2 separate regions of the Mus musculus genome follow, and region 2 is linked to region 1. A link is a loop called in an ENCODE intact Hi-C map of the cell type or tissue named here. Cell type or tissue: left cerebral cortex. All regions are shown on one strand.

Region 1 (5,000 bases):
AGTGGTTTATTGTTTTAAATAAGAAAAAGCTTATGACAAAGAGGAAATCTCCTAGATAGCAAGAAGGTACCTTTAATGTTCTATATATATTACAGAAAAAAAAAAAACTGAAGTGGGTTTCCCTGCTCTGTGTTTGCTGATATAATAGCAAACTTGACCATGAAATCAGGTATGGTCTTGTCCTACAAATTATAGGTCACCCTAAATGATGACTTATTGAAAAGCTAGTCATGATACAATTTGTTGTTTACTAGTTTTATAAGTACTTTGCAACATAAAGTTATGAAAGTACCTTGTAATTATCTTTAACCATATCCCTACAAACATCAAAGGCATCCTCTATATGAAACCAACAATAAAGAAAATGTATTGGCCTTTGAGAACTGGGTGGGGCAAAGCACACATCACTCTTGTGGTACAGGAGATTTTTGTAGTTTTATTTTTCAAATGTATTAAGAAAACACAATAAAATCATTAATTTCAATGACTTGCTAGGGAGAATAATCTGATTATTTAAGTATTGCAGTGATTTTTCCCTAATCCTAACATCATATTTTCCTATTTATTTATTATTATTATTATTATTATTATTATTATTATTATTATTATTATTATTTATATATTGTCCTGGGAGTGGATTTTCTTATAGATTACAGTAGATATATACGAATTAACTCTAGCCTTTGAAATGAATATCAAGGAGGAAAGAGGAATCAGCTGAAAATACTTGACACAGTGCCTACATGACTCCAGAACCAGCTCAGTATGCTTTTCAGGACCCGCAGGACTCCAAAACCAACTCAACATATGTGGTGGAGCTCACAAAACACTCCTGGGGAGCAATACTCACCGGTGTCACTCCCATCTAGTCCCTTAGAATAAAGAGGCATTAGGCCATTTTCTTGTTGGATAGCATGTGTCCTCATCCTGTACAAGAATGCATTCAGAAAACGTAGATTTCTGGGGTAACTGGAGTTTCTGTTTCTGTGCCATATAGCCTGAGAATTTATATTTTGACCAGTTTCTTCAGCTATATCCAGTGTTCTGGCACTAGAGCCGCAACTTAAGAGCCTCTGCTCGACACCAGAGAAAACTTCTGCTAATGAACATCTTAATGGGTCTCTCAGCTGGTTTATTCCTTTCTCTACTGCCCTGAAAGAATAAAACATGCCAGCCATGCCAGTGTGAGTTTTCACTAAGATGATGATTGCAGAGCTCACTGGTTTTCTGGTTGACAATGTGTCAACCTCTTCTGAGCTGGGCATATCTGTTTTCTAAGGCTTGAGTTCATGCAATTCAGTGAAAAAGCTCTAGAAAGAAAGAAATAAAAATTTAAACAGTTTAGATTTCAAGATGCCCATCTACAAATAACCTATAACAAGTTATGACTGAAACTTGTTTGTCCCCCAAGCATCACAACACCCCAAACATAAGTCAGTTGCTTGATCCCATGGATGCTCACCTCTGTAGACATCTCATGCTTATGGTGCTGTGGTGCTGGCATTGTAGCACACTCATGATCACGTAGAGATTTAGCCTCCATAATTGAATCATAAATCCAAATGATAAGGGATGGGGCAGGACATCACTGCAAATTACTTACACAACTAACAGTAACAAAGAAGAAGCTGTGACTAGTGGCCTAAAAATAATCCAATCTACCAAAAAAATATTCCCAACTCAGATTTTCCTTAATTTTTCTCAGATGCCTGAATAATTCCAATGCCATTCTCATAACAGTGGAAAAGTTTCAGTGGAAGAAACAGTTGACATAACCTGTCAGAAATAAATATCTGAACACATGATTGCATTATGACAATGCCTCACAGGGACCTGGAATGGTTCATGGAGTATAGCAAACCAGAAACTTGAGCTTAGATTCTAAGCAAATATATGGAGAGAAATATTGAAGGAGGGGGACTTTTATCAGATCTAGAACTCTGAGAATATCTGGGGCTAAGTTTATAAAGCCACTGATTGAAACTGATAGACTTAGTGTCAAAAGATAAATATCATTGACTTCTCACTCCCCATAGGCCAACATCTGTGCAATCCCAATAACCTTCGGCCTTCTATAGATGAGACATGGTCCCTCCCATAGACTGCTTCACATCTGTACCCACTTTTCTCTAGATGGGGAGGAATATGAAGTTCAGAAGAGTAAAACAGAAAGCTGTGAGAGCCGTCTCCATGGTAATAGGTATATCAGAATACACTCAGGGTATGTAATCTTGCTCTCCATGTTTTCTCTTCGGGGGATATAATCCATTGGCCCTGTTAATCACTCTGTATTGGACTTAATCAATTTTTTAAAAAGATTAATACTACTACCATCTTCTTCAGGGTCCATTGGCCCTGTTAATCACTCTGTATTGGACTTAATCAATTTTTTAAAAAGATTAATACTACTACCATCTTCTTCAGGGTTCACAAATATATACTGTGAACCCAGTACCTGGGTTCCCAGTAGCCACTTAGTGAAAGTTAGGCATTATTATTACTTGGAAAGTCCTAGGCATTTAGAAATGCAATTTTTAAAGCTATAGCAAAGATTTTTGGCCTTATTTCTACTCTCCTGTTTAACACTAACATTATAATCTTTCCAAGTCCAGTTCTTAAGTATCTGCTACTGCTATTTTTGGCCATCTGTGATTCTTAGTAGCACCAAGTTTGGCGTTTCCAAACCACGACTAACTTCCATCACAACTCCCAGTGATCTGTTGTCTGTTTATTTGCAGAACTGGTCATAATTTAGTTCTTTCTGTATAAATTGTCTACATTAGCTCTTAAAACTCTGCAGTTGTCTACTGGGGCGCCAGCATTTGGATGGGTGTTATAACACTACATTTTCTCTTCATTACAAGTCCTAAAAATAGGGTGCAACTGACTAACGTTTTCAGCCTTCACAGCAAGATTTGGTTTGTCAGGAAATGGTGTGGGAGTAGTTCCCGTATTCACTGAAGGTGCAAAGTGCAAAACAAAAATAACTCAACAAGAGTTTAACAGCCCTTCTTTATGTACGTTATTTACAAAGGCCACAATCTGGAGTTCCAGGCACAGCCTTGGGAAGCTCAGGAGATCCTTCTGGAAGGGGGAAATATGCCAATACAGAGTGCATAAAGGGGAAAAGGGGTGAGGATAGACAAGGCTGAGTATGCTGTCTCTGCCCTCTTCATCAGTAGTGTCAACAGGACTTTAATGTTGGGCAATTTAGAACAATGCTGCAATAATGCAATTCATTAAAACACAGGAAGGCAGCTCTCCACTTTCATCTTCATTCTCTCTTGTGAGTGTCTTTGAGTTGTTTTATTTTACTTTGCAAACTAACACACATTGTATTAGTGAATCTTAATTGCCTTTGTACTTTCTGAGGCTTCATAATGCTTGGGACAAATATTTTGCAAGCATGGAACCATTTCAGGATTGTTGCTCTTCTATCCTTCAATAGAAGTTCTAAATATAGGTAGGAGAAAACCTCTCTCTTCATTAATGTGACTTCCATAGCAAATAGCAAGCACTGACGTTCGATATATTTAATCTCCCCACTCTCACAAACATATTCTTGATGTACCCAGAATTCTCAGATGAACATAATTAAATAAGTTGCTGCTATTTTGATTTGTTTATTTTTTCTACACTGCTGTTAGTCTTTCCATTACAAACATAGAAGAAAATTCTAGTATGTAGCATAACATTGGGGATAAATTCTTTATTTTCATGCCAATGAAATATTGCAATAAACACCATTCTCAAGCAAATGATTTGGCATTACTCTGCTCTATCACTGTCTGCAGTGCACTTTAGGAGTTAATAGAGTCACTCAAATGAAAGCAGAGATTTCCTGTTTTCATTTTAAGCCACGTTCTCATTAAATGTCCTCTTTTCAGTTTATAATTTGGAAAACTTTTTTGTACTTAAAAATCAGAAAGATATTGAGAGAGGGAGGGAGGGAGGGAGGGAGGGAGGGAGGGAGGGAGAGAGAGAGAGAGAGAGAGAGAGAGAGAGAGAGAGAGAGAGAGAGAGAGAGAGAGAGAGAGAAGCTATTTTTCTTTTTGTGAGAGGCAAGAGGATGATGGATTAAAGCAGATGTAGAGTGTTTGCAGTTATATAAGACTATTAGTGACTCTGCTTGTTCTGGCTTTTGTAATTTGTTCATGTCCTACTTTATATAACTCAATCCATAATGAGCCAAACATGAAATAAGTTCACACAGTATTCCACGTTTCACATTGTCAGCATATTTTTAAAGTGTAGAACAAACACAAGAGACATCATCATTCGTGAATAGAAAAAAGAGCATTTTCACATCCCAGAGACTGATAAGAAGCACAAGGTTAAGGAGATTAAAAACAAAACAACAACAGTGAACAGATGTGTTTGTTGTTGCGGACAGAGGAGCTTATCCATTTACTTCAATTAACAACTAGAGTGAGCACATCAATACTCAAGCTTGTCTGATGCCTTGATATTTTTTTTTTCCAATTTGACAGGTAATAGTGGGGCTGGGAAAATGTCACAACAATTTAGTGCTGCCTCACTGACCTTAACCAGTTCAGTGACAACATGGATGCATTTTGCAGCGAATCCTTATGATTCATGATAATGTTCTTTCTGTCTGCTCCTATGATGGGTTTAAAACTCAGTGGCAATTAATGGTTTAAAATCAAGTCCTCCCATGGGTTGTTCATTTGGGTGCTAAGCAAAATCAAGTTCAAATATGCATGAGCAGTGTGAAAATGTGGAAACTTTCTTTAGGACCATGTCTTTTCACTTTGAGTCATAAATGAAACCAACTCTGTTTGACAAAGGAAGACTATTGTGTCAAACAGCCAAGCTGCTAACCACCCCTGTGCTCTAAAACATCTTGTCAAAATTTAAGCAGATTATGTCACAGAAATTTAAGTATATGTAAAAAGCTCATGATTTCTCCTTATGAGAGTAAATTATCCCTTCAGCAAAACTGACAGTGGTACCCACGTACAATAGCATCTGCAAGCCAC
Region 2 (5,000 bases), 250 kb after region 1:
GAAAGTACTATGCAGGCTGTTAAAGAGGAAAGTTATTGCCCACCTTCTGTTATAAACTGCAAGGTCTACAATACCAAGCTGCTAAGCAAGATGTATCCACTAATGCAATGGTGGTATGAGTGCTGTGGAGTTAACCAACTCTGTCTTGATTGGTTTTGAGGATTGCTCCACAGAAGATAATTCATGTCTGGTACTGAACCTCATCAAAACTCCATAGCTGGGAGGTCATGTGCCATCTCATGGAGGGAAAACTACTATTGTTAGTTTGTTAAATGGACATGGTGCTAACTGCCTTCTAAATATTCATTTATATACACATATGCTTGTGCTGCTCATTGTCAGCCAGAGAGCCTTCTGTTGATAGTAGATTATGCTCAATGCAGAGACTCATAGGTGTCCAAACTGCTAAGACTAAAGAACAGTTGAGAACCCGGTCCTAAACAAAACATCTGATCAGCTTTGGAGGGATCCAAAGCTCAGGGAATGATAAGAAAAAGGAGACAAAAAGAATGTAAGGTCTGTTTGATGAGAAAATATGCAGTAAAACACTAAAACACTTTTGTTTGTTTGTTTTTAGATGAAATAGTCATTGGACCTTAGTTCACAGCAGCAGTACTTACTTGAACCCATCAGCAGACGTCATAGATGGGAGTGGGCTTGAGGTCCCACCTCTCTGTGAGTAGTCACAGGTGCATCATAACACTGTGATGCGGCCAGACTAAGTTTCCCCTACTCAAGTAAAGAGTACTCCATAGATGCTCATGTAAGGAGTGAGGCACATACGCATGAAAAGCAATATGATTTGGAATGGTTATTGGGAAAAATGTTTTGCAAAAGGGAGAGGAGGTTAAGAGGGGACAGTGTTGGGGTGTGATCACAATACATCATGTGTATAAGCATCAAATTATGAAAGAATAAGTGTTTAAAAATTAACAAAATGAGTGTTTGGACAGACAAATAAGCATTTAAGTTTTCTGAGAGAGTCACAGTCTAAATTATTTGGAGTTGGGTCTTTATTTTCTAGAAATCCTGTTTGGGGAAGAAAAAACACTTTATGAAAATAGCATAAGAAATTAAAGTGTGCAGTTGCTCTAAGATGAGGAAATCAAGGCTTTGTTTTGTATTGCAGTGATGTTAATGACTTAACATGTAGCCTGTGCAGTTAGGTGGTACAGCTGGGGAACTTGTACTGGCTCTCCTCCTTTCTGGCTGGGTCAACTACAGCAATTCTGTCACCTCTAACATTTTACTCCATAATTTGTAGTGTGGAGATAATGGTCTAGAAGGCCATCAAGTCCACTTAGAATTCTGTCTACTATTCCATTACAAATACAAGTTGTCTGGTAGCATTCTATCCCATTCTTAATAAATTCACAAAGAAGGGTCAAGTTGAAGAATGTTGTGTTACATTTGATAACACTAAAGAACATTGAGGATTTGATAACACTAAAGAACATTGAGGAAACCAACTACCTTTGATTTATTTTCTCCTGTGAATCAATGCCTTTAGACTCTTGAGGTTTCTTTTCTCATACAACACAAAATGGAAATAACAAAAGAACACAGACAGAAATCTTTAAAGACCTGAGATCTGACAAAGATTTCTTCCTTGTGCAAATTTTTGCTAGTTTCTTCTAGACTCTTTTCTTCAGTGGGTCCCAGCTACAACCTATAAAAACTTAGACAGGATCCAGGAGCAGAGTATTTACTTAGCATGCACAAGGCCATGAATCCCATCCCAACACTGGAGGTAAAAATATAAAAACATGAGTAAATATGAGTAAATACTAATATACTCCCTAACAATATAATGAGCTTTCCATTGTAATCTTACTACTCCTATCATTAAAGGGTGTGTATGCAAAAACTGTGGACACTAAAAGCATTTTGCCTTTCTTTTTTTTTTAACTTGCATTTTCTTTTTCTTTTCTTCCCACATTTTTATTAGATATTTTCTTCATTTACATTTCAAATGCTATTCCAAAAGTCCCCTATACACTCCCCCTGCCCTGCTCCCCTACCCACTCACTCCCACTTCTTGGCCCTGGCATTCCTCTGTACTGGGGCGTATAAAGTTTGCTAGACCAAGGGGCCTCTCTTCCCAATGATGGCCAACTAGGCCATCTTCTGCTACATATGCAGCTAGAGACACGAGCTCTGGGGGTATTGATTAGTTCATATTGTTTTTCCACCTATTGGGTTACAGACTCCTTCAGCTCTTGGGTACTTTCTCTAGCTCCTACATTAGGGGCCTTGTGTTCCATCCTATAGATAACTGTGAACATCCACTTCTGTATTTGCCAGGCACTGGCAGAGCCTCACAGGAGACAGCTATATCAGGGTCCTTTCAGCAAAATCTGGCTGGCATATGCAATAGTGTCTGCATTTGGTGGCTACTTATGGGATGGACCCCCAGGTGGGGCAGTCTCTGGACGGTCCATCCTTTTGTCTTAGCTCCAAACTTTGTCTCTGCAGCTCCTTCCATGGATATTTTATTCCATATTCTAGGGAGGAGTGAAGTATCCACGCGTTGGTGCATTTTGCCTTTCTTTATTCCAGCCAACTCCTAAGGAAAGTACATTTGGTGAGAAGTCTGCTATAGATAAGGCAAATCAGAGAGAACAGATGGCTCCCTAAGCACCAGTCACCCACAACTTCCCTTTCTAGTGTTTTCTTCTCTGATGCCATGGGAGCCGATTGATCTCATTCCTTCTTCATCATTTATCAAACATCCAACCATTGCTGAAAAAAGTCAAACCTGAGTCTAGTTCAAGCTAGACCCTCTGTTCTGCTGCGTGAACATATCACTGATTGAAATTTGTCCTTACTACTTTCACGTCTGCCTCTGTTTACTCTTAACAGACTTTGAGTGATGACCTCATCCTGAGGCTTTTACAGCAATGGTTATAGCTCTGGGAAAAGCACCCTGCATCCTTGAGAATAAATCTTTTTTTTTCCATAAGCAGTTTACTTGCATTCAAGCTGGCAGTCAGAAAAAAAAGGGCACGAGATTTAAAAAGACACATTTTTTATACAATTCCTATCTATATATTATTTCAAGCTTATTAGTGCCTGAGGCTAGCATGCCACCAAATAAACAGGGGCCTCCTATTCACAATGATGCTGCAGGTGGTAAGATAGGAACTGTAGAAGACCCATTTGATTCCCACCAAAGGTGTCACGCTATGGCAAAGAACTTCATCTCAGAAATTCTGAACCTGGGTCCTTTAGCATGAGAGCTGATGAGGCTAACTTAATTGTACCTGGTATAAGGAAGTGAATGCAGTAATATTTCAGGAGGATTTGCTGTGATTGGCACCATATCACAAAGTTTACATAGTCTACCTCATTGATCCTTAAATTTCTCTAAAAAGAAACTAACACCAATGCTGCACTGCTGGTTTGACAAAAAGAAATCAGAAAAAGGTATCTTAAAAACTTAGAGAAGTTGAATAACAAAGACTGTTCTACTCCAAAATTCTACTCAGAGACTTCATCCTACTACTGTGACTTGGCATACAGTTTTGCTTCCCCTATCTTTTCAAAATGGCAAGCTCCACTCCATAGTCTCCATCTTTTACATTTATTTCTACAGTGCTTTTTCAATATAGGTTTTTTTTTTTTGCCAGAAATTACAACCTCAAATATCCAGCACTACAGTTTAATATACTTTCAGACAATTCCCTTTTTGTTCTCTAAAACACTAATTTTTTAGTTCCCTCCTGCTTCCAATGGTTAGGATTCACTTGAGCTGTTAATAGTCAGGAGAAAGTGAGTCACAGGGACCACCCTAAGGATGCTGTAGGGGCCAACTGGATACTGCTGGCATGAAGAGGTTGGAGTAGAGATGAAGCAAAGGACCCTGCTCTCCAGCCCAGGCACCCAGCAAACAGCAGCAACATCTGTGGTTGTCATGGCTCAAACCCTAGAACTTGAGGTCCAAGTATGAAGACCTGATAGCACGCAGTGCAGTGTACAATGGAAGTGTCAATCCCTGTGATTTGATCAGTAAATAAGCCATACATATACAGAAGTGTAATACCATATCTTGTAAGAATACATAATTGTACCTTTGATCAAAATGTTCCTTAATGGCTAATGACACATATTGTATACTAAACTCAACTGACTATATTTTACCCCACAATATGTATAAACACAGTAATAGTTTTTAAAAGTGAATGCTTAAAAGACATCTAACACAATAACCTGATTATTTGAATGTTTTAACTTTAGATAATATTAATTACCATATCCTAAAAGTTGTATGTATAAAAATGTGTTGTTTGTTCTATTAATTGGCAATTACTTAAAGACATTATTAAGTGAAAATTAACTCAACATGGGAATTTACAAAAGATAAAAATGAGATCCCTTTATTGTGAAATTGCATAGAAGTAAATCTAAAACACAAGCCAATTCCTGCATGTTTTCTTTAATAGACATCTTAAGAGGTTTGGAATGAAAAAATAATAGAAGAATGCAATCTATCCCCAGCAGGTGACCTGAGAACCCAGCCGAAGCATGTATTGTTAGAGTTGGTGAATGTGGACATTAAAATTATAAACAAAGGCACAGACGTACTTTGTTTTAGTGTGGACACTATTACCATCACATTAACCTCAGTGGCACCTTTAGCTTGCTTATTTCACAACAGTTTTACCTGTGGCTCCCTTCATATCAGCCTGAGACATGCTCAGATATTTCTTGAAGCTCTGTAATGTATTATAGCCTGAGGGTGTGTCAAACTGGGCGTCTTCAGCTCGGACAAGTACACCACCTTCTCTATCAGGTCCTATTCATTTTGATTGCTATACTTAGTCCCATCAGCAAAAAGAGGGGGGCTGGAGTAAAGTGATTTTCTTTTTTTGCTAAGCCAATTTTCCTTCATATGTTCAGCAGTGCAGCAAAAGTTAATACATTCTAAAGCACACGGATTTCCAGCAACATTGTCAATATTACTATGTTCCTTTGCAGCTCTGGCCTAGCCAGTTTATTAG

What was found. Hi-C counts contacts between places; a loop is a spot of excess contacts. Peaks named below come from ENCODE experiments on the same cell type or tissue, not always from the same donor. Only the 100,000 strongest peaks of a DNase experiment are listed, where the experiment ranks them.
Region 2: a loop joins it to region 1, with 13 times the contacts of the local background. A loop is called at or near these places in 5 of 42 quality-filtered maps.

The regions. Positions count from the first base shown.
Region 1 is chr4:7,593,392-7,598,391 of GRCm38, forward strand. The region is part of intron 3 of Gm33752 (a long non-coding RNA gene); the gene reads right to left. Among named protein-coding and RNA genes, the nearest start is that of 8430436N08Rik, 35 kb to the left of the region's middle. In left cerebral cortex, no CTCF peak of the experiment used is centred here; DNase peaks (open chromatin) are centred at 2,859, 4,263 and 4,715; H3K27ac peaks cover 2,307 bases.
Region 2 is chr4:7,845,002-7,850,001 of GRCm38, forward strand. No RefSeq gene overlaps it. Among named protein-coding and RNA genes, the nearest start is that of Gm23860, 27 kb to the left of the region's middle. In left cerebral cortex, no CTCF peak of the experiment used is centred here; a DNase peak (open chromatin) is centred at 2,618; H3K27ac peaks cover 657 bases.